2 separate regions of the Homo sapiens genome follow, and region 1 is linked to region 2. The links are chromatin contacts, found by Hi-C or POLR2A ChIA-PET in ENCODE. All regions are on one chromosome and are shown on one strand. Each heading gives the region's core, a stretch centred on a gene start or an enhancer-like site at or near the end of the contact. The rest is flanking DNA. Distances are from core to core; before and after follow the strand shown. Region 1 overlaps CORO1C (coronin 1C). Region 2 holds the start of GIT2 (GIT ArfGAP 2).

Region 1 (3,920 bases), core at 801-3,300, 1.3 Mb before region 2:
CCCACACACAATTTCTTTCAAGTTTGCATTCTGGAGTGTATCATATAAACCCACACCTTCCTAGGGTGCTGGATTCAGACTGCTTTCTACACGGTTTCCCTTATCTAATCCAACTCAGGCAGCTGTCTCACTTCCAGTACTTTTCCATCTCCTGATCTGCAGTCCTCTATGCCTATTATCCAGACTGGTTACACCACCCGAAGATGTAAGGGCCTAAGAGCCCCCACCCCATCCTGGGGAAGGCAAACAAAGATACTTTACATGACCTGACTCAAAGAACAGTTAAAAGATTTCCACATTGTTCAAACCCCTACCTAATATTCATCTAAGTTTTCATTTTAGGAAAAAATGAGTATCAAAATCACTTTATGTGCCCAAATTTCAATCATAACTTATTTTTGGCTTTGGGTGATACATACTGAGAATTCTTCAACTCAGCAAGGAGAATGTTAAGTCACACATGTGCTCAGAAGTAGAGGAAAAGTTTTCAGCCCAAGCATAAGGGCTCCATTCACACTGTGCAGAGTTCAAAGGAGTCAAAAGCGTATCTATTGAAGTGGGTTTTCCATTTTTTTCAACTTCCTTTTTCTTATGACAGTATTATTTATGTGGATACATGTTTTGTTTGAATTTCTTAAGCCCCTGCTGCTCCACGGGGAGGAGCTAGAGTGATTGTGGTCATGGGACAAGGGGACAGCGGCATGGAAAACAGAGACTCAGCAGCAGACCAAAAAGACGGGTGCACACAATATATGACTTGTGCACAGGCTGGTCCCTGAGAGTGACAGCTCATGGCCCAGGAATAAAACATTCTGAGGAGGCTTTACTTTAAGGGAACCAGAAATACCATCCTTGAGGTAAAAGGAGGTGCTCTGGAATAAACCCTACAGATTGAGTTACCCTGTAAGGTAAGGTAAGCTAGAAACAAAAGCTGCTGGGGAGAGGGAGTATGGGCCTACAGAGACTTCACCTGCCTGTGAGTAAAAAACAGCAGTCTTTTTGGACAGAAGTGAAAATGCCAAGCAAATAATTTTTGCATCACAGATCCTCTCTAAAAACTGGGTTTAATACTGAATAGACCATATTTTAAAATCAATTAAGAACTTGAGGGAAGTTATTGTAAAACTACAAACATTTTATTATCAGAAAGCAAAAACACGGAAAAGTTAACATTTCCTTACTCAACCTTGCCCAAATATGCGATAGCAACCAGAGTAGCTGTATTTCCTAACTTCCTGACTTAAAGAATTTATAAAGTGAAAACCTAATGCTTTCTGCTCATTATTGCAGACAAGTAATTCCATATGATGCTTCTGGGCTGAGAACAAATAAAAACTTGGAACCCAAGATGAGGTAGAATCTAGTTAAAATAAAATTGAGCTAGAAAGCAAAAGCTGAAAAGCAGAAGAACTACAGATGTAAATGCAATATGGAAAATTAAAGCATTCAATATCAAATCAGAAAATAGAGAAACTGGTTGTCTAAGCCCTCGTAGTAAGCAAATGACATTGGAGATTGATCTACTGAAACCCTCTGTGAACGCTGAAGAGCTCCAGGGCTAACCCTTCCCATTGCAGCTCTGCATTGGTTTAATCCACAGGTCTCAGAATGAAAATCCACCCTCCTTGGATGGTGGAGATGATAAATAGAAAAATATTACAACTTTTTTTGGGGGGTGGGAGGGGCTAATGCCTTGGGCTCCATGGCTGAGTCAGTTCCACACAAGCAAGAGGACTGCAGTATAGACTCAATTCAGTCAGCCAGAAATGAAACCCAAGTCACCGTTCCTCCAAGAAAGCAGACATGTGTCCCATCACATGCCCTCTCAGCTCATTCTTCCCCAGACTCAACTCAGGTCCCACCCCTAATGGGCGAAGATATTCAACTTGGCAGGAGCAGATGATTTGCTACATGTGGTTATAAGGTGGCTTCTGGGCAAAACCGTGACTCCAGAAATGTGTTCATGACACCTTGAGTTTATTTCAGAGTAATGTGTGTTCAGATACCTTTCTTTACCGGAGATACAGCAGCTTTCCCAGACTGGGGTTACCATGTTTACACACTGAGGGCTTCTGCTGGCAGCAATTGTCAGCCTGCTTAGCACAGACTGGCACGCTCCACAAACCCAGTAAAGAGTTAAACGTTCTTTGCACTTGACTCAGTGGCTTCTCTTCACCACACACTCCCAGATCCCACCATTCTCTGAGCCACCCGTGCAGCCAATCAAAGCAAAGGAAGGAAATTATCCTGGCCGGCTGACAGCCACAGCGCTCTGATGGCCATATATGGTAAAAACCACTGTCAGAGCCCTGTCAGGCCTGCGGGCCGGCTGCTGTGGACATATCAGTGAACTGCAGCAGCAGGAGAAGCTGGCCAAGGAAACGCACAAAGGCTGCCTGCTCATCTCCAGGGGAGGGGGTGGGGTGGAAACCATCATCTGCCAGGGCACACATTCAGTGAGTCACAGCCACTCACTGTCATCAAAAATAGCCCCGGGGTACATTGGGAAGTTCCTTCTGCCAGGACTTTGTGCTCCATTGTTAACTGGGGGTGAGCAGGGTGCCCACCCCACCCCTCCCAGCAAAACTGTGGATAACACAGTCACTAGGAGAAAATGAAAAGGCCCTTCTGTGGCACTTCATGTGGTAATGAGGCCAGGCCGTGCTCGTGTGGCTGGCAGCTCGTGACATAATTTGGAAGTCATTGTTCTGCACCTGGTGCCCTCCCCCTGCATCCTCCACCCCTCCCAGTCCTGTCCCCCAGCTTTTCACGGCCCATACACTTGGCAGTTGAAGGTGCTCCAGGCATCAGACAATCTATTTCAGGAGGCAGTGAATGGGCATCCCACGACATGTCAGGACACTGGCTGGCTCTGAACAAAATCCTCTGCCCCTAACACCAAAGCTACCAAGTGCCAAATGTCCACATCTGTACAAAGGGCTACCGGCACTGCCACTGTTGTCTAAAACAGAGTACCACAATGTGTAGAAATGGAAATTGCCTGTCAGCAATGCACAGTAAGGCAGACATGCAGCCAATGCAAATCCAGCAGGTGCTGGCAAAGACTGTGGATCACACAGAAAAGCACTGTCAGGAGACTGCCATTCCCTCTCAAGTAGCCCATGAAAGAAGGCACTTATCAGCACGGCGCCTGGCACTTAAAGGAAGCCCTCAACAAATGTGAACTGCTGCGATTTCATCACTGTCACTGTGTCCTCACAAGGCATGGTATAGACCAAGTACTTTCCAAACCTAAGACAATTCTCTGAGCTGACAGAATGAAAGCCCTGTCAAGTTACTGTTTTTGTTATTAAACTCTCTAATCCCAGAGAAAGAATGCAAAGGATTCAGTGTCCATTAGACCACAGCTTTTTTTTTTTTTTTTTTTTTGAGACAGAGTCTTGCTCTGTCGCCCAGGCTGGAGTGCAATGGTGCTATCTCAGCTCACTGCAACCTCTGCCTCCTGTGTTCAAGCCATTCTCCTGTCTCAGCCTCCCGATTAGCTGCGATAACAGGCGTGTGCCACCATGCCCAGCTAATTTTTGTATTTTTAGTAGAGACAGGGTTTCACCATGTTGGCCAGGCTGGTCTCAAACTGCTGACCTCAGGTGATCCACCTGCCTCGGCCTCCCAAAGCGCTGGAATTACAAGCTTGAGCCACCGCGCCCGGCTAAACCACAGATTCTATATCCTCCCCCCTAAAGAAAAATTCGTTCACACTCAGTAGAAAAAAAATTAATAAAAATATACATGTACAAATCAAATAAGGACTCAGCAACCTAAGTTCTAATTCACAAACAACCTCACGGTCTTGGACAACCACTCAATTTGGTTTCAATTTCTACAACTGTAGAACAGAGGAATGATCCCACCCTACCAAGTGAAAAAACAGAGACACTGTTCATGAAGGGGACTATCCA
Region 2 (3,504 bases), core at 152-2,651:
AAAACAACCACATGAGGTTTGAGTTATCACAGTTCTATTTACAATTGGTCTCCACTTCCAAATGACAAGCTTAAGATCAGAACAGTTGCAAAGCCAGTGGTGTTCAATGATTTAATTAAGATTGTTTATCGGACACTATTGTGCCAAGAAAGCCATGTTACCTTCGAATTAACTCAAAGCCAATACATCCAAGCACCTAAAACAGCATGTAATAATCTATCCAGAGACCTGACAATTCAGTTGCAATTGCTAAGACACACTTGATCTCTAAATGTGAATATTATGTATGAACAGTTATGCATCATTATGAAGGAATGGCTTTAGCGTTTCAATGCCCCTATATTGCTGGTGATTTTGCGTTTGTTTCCGTTGTAATCAACGTATGATTTAGATAGTCAAATATAGCTTTAAGGGACTACAAGAGTTCTACTGTAGACAGCATAATGCAAAAAAGAAAAGCCTTAGATGATATGATTCTACGAGTATTCATTGAATCTTCCTCACCACTAAGCGTGATACTCCCGATTATCCTCATTGAAAAAAATGAGGAAATCAAGCAAGTGACCAAGTGAAGTCACCAGCCCAAGGTCAGCCAGAAGCAAAATCTAGTTTGAACCCAGGCCGTTCAGATCCTCAAACTTGAGACAAGCACTGCCTCCTAAGTGCTGGTTGTGTTTGGAAGACCCCGATCTCCTGGCAATTCTCCCGGGCAGAGTAGCTGTCGGATGTCAGCAGCGGGGAAGTCATCTACGGGGACCCTCTGGCGAGTCTCAGGGAGTGTCATCCTCCCCGGGCAGGACACCCAGGCGGAGAAAGGGTCTAGTGGGAGGTGACACCTGCAGCCTCTGGAGGCTGCAGCCGGGAGGACGCTCACATTTTACTTCTGTAATTGGCTTTCCTGTGGATTGCCCAAGCCCCTTCCTGTTGGGGGAGCAGCCCTGGCCCCCGTCACCTCCCCAGTTGGCCTAGGACGGAGGGAACGGGAGGGAACGAGAGGGAAGGGAGGGCCGCGAGGGACGGGGAGGGCGGCGGCCCCCTGCCCGCCCGGCTCTGACAGGCCCGGGACGGTTCCCACCCCAAGGCCGCCCAGGGACCTCTTCGTTGCGACCCTAGCCGCGGGATGCAGCCTGACCTGAGGGGGCGGCCCCGGGGTAGGGGTCCGGGCCAGGAAAGCAGAGGGGAGCGGGCCCGGCCGGTGCGACTCACCCGGCCCGCTGCAGTCAGCGCACACCTCGCTGCTCCGGAGCCGTTTCGACATGGCTCCCACCTCCCACCTGCGGGGAACTAGAGGCCGGGGGACAGCAAAGGCGGCGGTGGCGGCGGCGCTTCCGCTCTAACGGGTCCCAGCTGCGGCGGCGCTGACGGCGGCGCCTCTCCCCTCAGCGCCTTGCAGCCTTGGCACAGCACGCACGCGCGGGGAGGTGCCCTTCGGCGAGTGTCAGGTCATGTGACCGGAAAGGGCACTCTGCCTTGTCGCCATCTTGAGTGAGGGCAGGAGACTGCCCGAGTATCATCTGTCCTACCTTTAAATATTGAATTTGGGTCTTCTTCTCTGGCAGAGATTCCCCTCGTCCCAACTGATTAATACCAGGGGAAGTAGCAATATCTTGTGATGAGAACCCTGCAGCCACAACCTTCCTGAGGCAATCAATGGTCAAGTTCATTCATTCATTCCTTGATTCAACAAATGTTTATCAAGCACTTACCATGCTTTATATACTGTCCCAGCCACTGGAGAAACAGCAGTGAGCAAAGACTGAATTTCTAGTCCTTATGAAGCTTGCATTTTACTGGGGTAAAGTAAAATAAGAATATATTATATGATTCCAGGCTGGGCGTGGTGGCTCACTCTTGTAATCTCAACTCTTTGGAAGGCTGAGGCAGGAGGATCACTTGAGGCAGGAGTTCGAGACCAGCCTGGGCAACATGGTGAAACCCCATCTCTACTAAAAATACAAAAATTGGCCGGGCGCGGTGGCTCACGCCTGTAATCCCAGCACTTTGGGAGGCCGAGGCGGGTGGATCACGAGGTCAGGAGTTCAAGACCAGCCTGGCCAACATGGTGAAACCCCGTCTCTACTAAAAATACAAAAATTAGCCGGGCACAGTGGCAGGAGCCTGTAATCTCAGTTACTTGGGAGGCTGAGGCAGGAGCTTGAACCCAGGGGGTGGAGGTTGCAGTGAGCTGAGATCACGCCATTGCACTCCAGCATGGGCGACAGAGTGAGACTCCGTCTCAAAAAAAAAAAAAAAAAAAAAAAAATTAGCCGGGCGTGGTGGCGCATGCCTGTAATCCTAGATACTCAGGAGGCTGAGGCATGAGAATCGCTTGAGCCTGGGAGGTGGACGTTGCAGTGAGCAGAGATCGCGTCACTGCACTCCAGCCTGGGGGACAGAGCGAGACTGTCTCAAAAACAACTTCAACAACAACAACAAAAATAACAAAAAAGAATATATTAGATGATTCCTTAGGCTTCAGTTTTAATCTCATGTTCAAAATTAAGATAATGCATTGTTTACTTCTAGTCCACGATTTGTTTTTGTATGGCTTGCTACTTAAGAATGATTTTTACATTTTTAAAGGGTTGCGAGATGAAAATGAAGAAGAGAGAGAGGGAAATAAAGAAAAAGAGGAAGAAGAATATGCGACAAAACTTGTATGTGACCAGCAAAGTTAAACATTCATTTTGGCTAAGGACAGATGGAATAAATTATGGGAAAAATGTGATACACCTGCTGGATAGTAACCCCTCAGTAAATAGTAGCTCCCATAATTATGGATATTGCTATTATTTTCTAATTACTGTTTTTCTTCATATGCGTGGAATTTGAGAATAACAATAGCTAACATGGGATAATTTACAAAATGGTGTGAGATAAACACAATGAAATGAGGTAAATCAGTGTGAAGGAGAAAGGAGATGTGACCCTAATACCAATGACTACTTATTGTCTGTCTTACATATAAACACAGCTATGATCTCCATTCAGCAAATATTGAATGCCTGTTGTTAGCCAGGTACTATTTTGGTTTTAGATACTCTGGTAAGCAAAACGATGTGGTTCCTGTCATTATGGGGTTTTCTGATTAATGAGATAGGGAGATTTTCAATAAACACGGCATGATGAAGAAGAAGGAGAACGTTAAGTTGCAAAAGGCATCTGAAAGAATGAGAAGTGCTGGAAAAGGCCTCAGAAGCACTGGTCTTGAGTCCATCTCTACAGTGTGATAAATGTGTGATGGAGAAATAATCACAGAATTCCCACGCATTCCATGGTTAGAGTCTCCGGGTGCCATCCTGGTGCTCCTGCATCCTGTTTTGGTTTAACAACTCACAAATCTTCTGGGCTCCACATCTGTGGAGAATGGATTAGGTTGGGATTCTTGAACAGCTGTTGTTGCAGGCATCTGAAGAGCTGGATGTGCATACACTCAGAGGGCAGAGGGAATGTTTTCACAATGCATTAAATAGCTTCATCCAGCTATGTGGTCTAGTTGTAGAC

The links. Hi-C counts contacts between places; a loop is a spot of excess contacts on that map. ChIA-PET counts read pairs that join two places held with the same protein, here RNA polymerase II (POLR2A). Pooled maps may share reads with other maps.
Region 1: a loop to region 2 is called in a pooled map, with 4 times the contacts of the local background. The contact joins the enhancer-like site here to the promoter of GIT2 in region 2. A Hi-C loop is called at or near these places in 1 of 37 single-sample maps with no recorded cell type and 7 of 50 pooled maps. POLR2A ChIA-PET finds 5 or more read pairs at or near these places in 1 of 52 experiments (GM12878).

What each region holds. Positions count from the first base shown.
Region 1 is chr12:108,689,426-108,693,345 of GRCh38, forward strand. All of the region lies in intron 2 of CORO1C (coronin 1C), which reads right to left. Among named protein-coding and RNA genes, the nearest start is that of CORO1C, 40 kb to the right of the region's middle. RefSeq lists enhancers at 1,978-2,257, 2,048-2,729, 2,208-2,502, 2,730-3,411. Within about 2 kb of position 2,051, at least 41 of the 41 ENCODE cell types and tissues checked have a DNase peak (open chromatin) inside an H3K27ac peak, as active enhancers do; they include GM12878, where a contact is called at or near this core.
Region 2 is chr12:109,994,967-109,998,470 of GRCh38, forward strand. GIT2 (GIT ArfGAP 2) reads right to left here and starts at 1,402. Exons shown (of 20, transcript NM_057169.5): 1 at 1,207-1,402. The coding sequence starts at 1,258. RefSeq lists enhancers at 673-722, 1,413-1,572 and a silencer at 1,053-1,142.